2 separate regions of the Homo sapiens genome follow, and region 1 is linked to region 2. Evidence: chromatin loops called from intact Hi-C (ENCODE). Cell type or tissue: HCT116. All regions are shown on one strand. Links, peaks and the distances in the headings refer to the core of each region. The heading gives the core; the rest is flanking DNA.

What was found. A loop is a pair of places that touch in the nucleus more often than their neighbours do. Peaks named below come from ENCODE experiments on the same cell type or tissue, not always from the same donor. Only the 100,000 strongest peaks of a DNase experiment are listed, where the experiment ranks them.
Region 1: a loop joins it to region 2, with 16 times the contacts of the local background. A loop is called at or near these places in 1 of 110 quality-filtered maps.

The regions. Positions count from the first base shown.
Region 1 is chr4:3,344,774-3,347,683 of GRCh38, forward strand. The region is part of intron 3 of RGS12 (regulator of G protein signaling 12); the gene reads left to right. Among named protein-coding and RNA genes, the nearest start is that of RGS12, 53 kb to the left of the region's middle. In HCT116, for the core only: a CTCF peak has its summit at 1,468; a DNase peak (open chromatin) is centred at 1,478.
Region 2 is chr4:3,782,601-3,785,510 of GRCh38, forward strand. It overlaps LOC124900651 (a long non-coding RNA gene), which reads left to right. Exons shown (of 2, transcript XR_007057997.1): 2 at 20-563. Among named protein-coding and RNA genes, the nearest start is that of ADRA2C, 18 kb to the left of the region's middle. In HCT116, for the core only: a CTCF peak has its summit at 1,337; a DNase peak (open chromatin) is centred at 1,337; H3K4me3 peaks cover 624 bases; H3K27ac peaks cover 369 bases.

The DNA of each region.
Region 1 (2,910 bases), core at 162-2,661, 440 kb before region 2:
GTCTTTGCCCCACACCTTAAACTTCCTGGCTGTAAATCTCTTACTGGGGCCAAGGAGGATGGCCCAGGTGGCAGGGCTGCCTGTCCTTTTCTGTGTGGGCCCTGCTCGCTGCTGGCTGCCTTCCATGACTCCTTGGAGAGGGATCTGAGCAGCCTTCCCAAGTGAGGGGTGGTTTGCCTCTTGAGCCCATCGTCCTGAATAACACGGAGGAAGGCTCTCTGTAAGAAAACGATATTTATTAATATTTGGGAATAGGCATTGCAATGAGAATATGCATGCTGTAGTAAACTATGAATATTCAGGGAGGTCAAGAAAGACAGCAGTTTTTCAAGGAAAAATGAGGAGGATCACAGGATTGTTTTGAGATAATTATCTTACAAGGATGGGACCAGTCCAAGGTTGGACAGGCAGTTGCGGGACAGATGTCCTCAGAGGAATATTTTTGTATGTGAGGCTGAGATGGCCTGTGTGCAAGGTTGTGGTTTTGCAGTCTTTTGTGATGGATTTGTTATCAGGTCTATGAGCATGAGAACCCTCCCTTCCTGGCCTTCTCTGGCTCTGTAACACTTTGTTAGGGTTTTTAATACAAGTGACTCCATTTTCTTTCTGACAACTTTCACATTTCCCCCTTTTAATTGAGATCTTTCTCCAAAAGCATAGCTGACCAGTCATCCTGCAGTCAGGCTTTGATTGCCCCTTGGTGCTGGGATGGAGCTGTCCCAGTTTGGTGTGGTCTGGTTCCACATCATCAGGAAGTGACTGGTGACCAGGAGTCAGTGTCAGAGCTCATTTAGCCACATTTGAGCAACCAGGGAGGTGTGGAGGGAGTGGCCCTCAGGCGCAGTCTACCTGAGTCCACTGTTAAGTACGGTTTTGTCTGTTCCATGGGTGTTGGCATCATCTCAACGCGCTGGGCCAGCACGATTCTGTTAGGAGTTGTACTTCTGCAGAGACTTAAGCAACAGATAAAAAATTTATAAAGGGAAAATGCAGAGTGAAATTAATAATAATATGACAATCCTAGTTTGCATAATGTTTTGAGTCATGAACATAGGCTTAAAGACAACCAGTTGAATAAATCAAATGACCATAGGGAATTGGGTGAGACTTTTTATAATATATGGCCTGTTTCCTTTTTTGGTGTGTGTGTACTTTTTCCTTTTTGTGGAGAATGGGGTTTCTCATGTTGCCCGGGCAGATCTTGAATTCCTGGGCTCAATCTGTCTTCCCGCCTCTGCTGAGATTACAGGCATGAGCCACCATGCCCCGACCTGTTTTCTTATTTTGGGTATATGGTCCTTAATTTTCCCAGAAGAATTTATCCAGGTATAGCAGGTAGTATCAGCAATAGCACAGACATTTCCTTCTTTACGCAATGGATAATTTAGAGCAATTTTATCATCTAGTGTCCCATGACTGAGTTGGATTAAAGCAGAGTGAGCACCAGTTGTATTAGGGATGTTCCCAAAGTCACCCACTAGGGGGACTCAAGGATCTCTTAGGGTTCTATCTAGTTCCCAGCAGAAGCTACTGATTGTGAAATTTCGATTACACCATTATTCTGCCGAGTCAAAAAGGTAGGCATTAAGAGGGGTAAATGTGTCTTTATAATATGGACTCTTATTCCAGTGCCTTGGAGAAGCTGCCCACAGCATGAAGCTGTCGGCTTCTAGTCCTGTCTTGTGGTCTAAGTGTCTCTGGTTGTGGCATCAGTGGTTTGGTGAACTCTTGGTGTGGCCCACGCATCAGGAATGGGATTTTGTCCCTTAACATTTAGTTTCAGCTTATAGGGCTTCAGGAATAGAGTAGTTCTCTGCTTTTAGTGATTCTATGGGAGAAAGTTGGATGGGAGGAAGCTGGAAGAATTGAGGAGCTTGGAAACAGTGCACAGGGCTCCAGTCTAATAACAGGAGTATTGCAGCTTTTCTTCAGAAACATGGCTGCTTCTCTCTACATTGATCACACAAGAAAAAAATCACTCCGATTTTAACAACCTCCTGAGGCTGGGAAGCCAAACCAAGGCAGACTATAGATTTTGCCTACAGTCTTAAGGTTTCTGGGCCTGATACGAAGTGACAGTTTTTACTTACCCGCTGTAAGTCTAGGAACCCTTGAAGCAGGGTATTCTATGCACGTTCTCAAATTTGAGATTCCAGACAAGGCATTGGGAACAGAACCACTGGTCTCAGTTGTATCCTGCTACAAAGAGGGAACAGATTTTTTTTTTTTTGTAAATAACCACATTGCCATAAGAATACATGTGAACAGTTTCCAAATTTTGGAGGGATCGAGTAGGGAGAAAAAGCAAATGTTTTTACTTTTGTTTTCACAGAAGTATACTTTACCAGATTGCTGTAAGTTATAAACAGTTTAAGAAAGATAACGTTCTGGCCAGGCACGGTGGCTCACGCCTATAATCCCAGCACTTTGGGAGGCTGAGGTGGGCGGATCACAAGGTCAGGAGATCGAGACCATCCTGGCTAACGTGGTGAGACCCCGTCTCTACTAAAAATACAAAAAATTAGCCGGGCGTGGTGGTGGGCGCCTGTATTCTCAGCTACTCGGGAGGGTGAGGCCGGAGAATGGCGTGATCCTGGGAGGCGGAGTTTGCAGTGAGCCCAGATCCCGCCACTGCACTCCAGCCTAGGCAACAGAGTGAGACTCTGTCTCAAAAAAAGAAAGAAAGAAAACATCCTTAGATCTGGAAAACAAAACATTTAAGTAAAGAACCAACAATGTTTCAAATAAAAGTCATAAAAACATCTCATCAGTTATTTAATCTCATGTAATTAATTTTTGTTCTGCTTGATCTTGATAAGTAGTTTCACAAATTCATCTGTTTCCTTATTAGAGTTCTGAAGAATTTTCAGTTAGTCTGTCGATCTTAAAGTTATTAGAAACCTGTATTTA
Region 2 (2,910 bases), core at 286-2,785:
CTGCTGTGCTCTGTGCTAGGGCTGGATCTGCTGAAGCCGGGGCCAGAGGCCTGTGCTGCCCCCAACCTGGGAACCTCCAGACCACACTGATGCGACCGCTGCCTCCCAGTTCCCAGGAACAGATACTGAGCTCTGAGCAATGGGCACAATTTCAGACCCAGCGTCCTGGCGGTGCCATAAAACTGCAGCAGCGAAGCTCACTGGAGTCATTTTCTCCTGTGCTGCTGACACGGAGAGGAAAAATCCCCAAATAAAGCTCTTCCCACAGCCACAGCCACGAAAACATTGTCCCCTGCAACTGTGCTCGCTACTCAAACATGATTTCTCCTCCTCAGGGGGAAAAACCTCCCAGCAATTCTCATTGCAAGATGGTAAACCTGTCGCCCTAATGAACAGCTTTCATTTAGAACCCAGCGAGAAGGGGCGCACCGGGAGACGGCAGCTTTGTTGACTGCGATGTTTCCAAATCACTTGCTCAACCTGCAGCGTTCCCATGGAGCTTGGAGCGCCCAGCATAGGGCTTTATTGTTGTTTTGAGGCAAGAAAGAAGTTTTCAGAAGCCATACTTTGTGCTGATTCATGTTTCACCCTTGTGCCTACAAAGTCTCCCTCAAATGGGTATCCTGGTCCTCTTGCATGCCTCTGATGATGGGATGCTCACTACTTCCCAGTGCAGCCCCCCTTCATTGCAGGGGCTCATCACCAAGACTGCAGGGGAGGAGACTCAGAGCTCCCGTCTGTCCTGCTGTCTCCACCTATGAGTGTTTACTGAGCACCTGCTACATGCCAGGCCCTGTGCCAGGGCTGGGAGGGAGGAAGGGGCTTGCGGAGGGGCTGCCCTTTCAGGGGATGGAGCTCAGGGCTGGCTTGGCTGTGACAAGACCATGATGCAGGTTTGACACTCCTAAAGGAGAAAGGAATTGGGTGGGAGGAGCCTCAGTCACAGGTGGCAGCTGAGACAAAGGCCACCCATGCAGGGAGCTGGGACCAAGCTGGGACCCCCTGGGAAAAGCAGCCCTGGGGTGAGCCCCTCAGCCTCCAGCTTCCTCCGCACAGGTCCCCACGGCAGCCACAGTGAGGGTCCTCTGTCCTCCGTGGGGAGGGCCACGTACCCGGCATGATGGCAGCAGCTGGTGGTGCATGTCTAATATATGGCAGCTCAAGGGGATCAGCCTCTCAGCGGCCCCAGAGCAGCGCTCGGCGAGGGTGGGGACTGAAGCACCCCCATTTTATAGGAGAGGAGCAAGGCTTGGGGGTCGAGGGGACCTGTCCAGGTAGGATGTGAACACTGCTGCTTCACTAGCCTGTAAGACGCCCACGCACAGTCTGCAGCGCCTCCCAGCCCTGGGCGGTGAGAATCGGAACAACCCGAGCAAGCACAGCCCCGGGGCGGGGGTGAAGAGGGACCCCACCCAGCTGGCCCAAGGCAATGCCTCCTTACACCCGCCTAGAATAGGATCCTAAGCCTAGAATACACTGCGGGTGCAGCCTGCCCGCTGCATGAAGGATGGGCCCTGGCTTCCTAAGGCACGGACCTGGAGCACTTGATCCCGTGATGGATCAGGGGCTCCCGGACAGCTGCCCTGGGCTGACGGTTCCCGGGGTGGACAGCATCAGCCGGGGCTGGGCACACAAGGGGGAATTCAGTCCAGGAGGTTGGAGCGATGCGTGAGTGAAGAATGAATGAGTGAGGGAATGAATGATAGTTCAGGCGGTGGCCAGCAGTGCACCAGCTTCCCTCAGAGCTCCCTGCGCCCGGCCTGCCCATGCCCTCGCCTTCCTTTTCTCGTCTCTGCCTCTCCCACCCTTGTCACAGGCTGTCCCCTTCTCAGAGGCACTCGGAGTGCCCCTGAGTCTCCTCTCATTCCAGGAGGCTGAGCTGGACTCCCCGGAGCCTTGGGGTGGGGAGGGGCTTGGTGGGGGAGCTGGGGGCGGGGCCAGCCTTCCTTCTGGCTTGGATGCGCCCTTCCCAGTGACTCCATCACCTCATCAGCAAAGCCAGGGAGGCAGTGACACAGGTGCTGCTCCATGCGTGTGGGGGCTTGTCTCATCAGCTGGCACAGGCATGTGAGGACACGCAATAGGACAGGCCGGTCGGGTGAGGTGGGGTGAGTCTGGGACAGGCGATGGGGGCCCCTCGGGGCCTGAATGTTGGCCGACGGGCCCCTGGGACAGGTGCAGGGGGCAGTGCATCCTCTCCCCGCTCCCCAGTGCAGCCACAGAAACAGCAATAAAAGCCTTTTTGTTGCCTTTCCAGCCCAGACAAAATCAATAAATTCTGGAAACATGAGAACAGCTGACCTTTGAGATTTCTAGCAAACCTTCAAAGAGGAAATGTGGTTCGGGCTCCGGCTCAGAGCTCAGCACCAAGTCCAAGGCGCTGGGAACCTCCGCATAGGCCCAACTTGGGTCCTGCACTGTCACAGGGGTGAGACCCCAATCCTGCACGTGCTTCTCAGGCAGGCCTCACTCATGTGGATTCCAGAAAGTTCCGTGGATGGAACCTGCTCTTTCTGTGGTGAACGCCAGTATTGCTTTAGCTGTGTCTCAGCTGTTCCTTCTCCTCTAGAGAGTTCTCCAGCAGCTGCGAATTTGGAGCATGATCGGCTGGGGCGAGGACAGCACCACTTTGCAGATGGGGAAACTGAGGCCCTGAGTAGGCGGGATTTGGGGTTGATGCCAAGCTGCTTGGGCCTGATTCTCGGTTCACTGGGATTCACCCACCTGGGCCTTGGTGCAATTTCCAGAGGTTTGGTGGGGGAGCCGGGGGCGGGGCCAGCCCTGCTTCTGTCTTGGATATGAGCACCCCGGCAACTCTGTGGTCTCATCAGCAAAGCCAGGGAGGCAGCGACACTTGCGGGTCCCACTCGATGAGTGTGGGGTCCTGTCTCATCAGCCTGAGCAGGCATG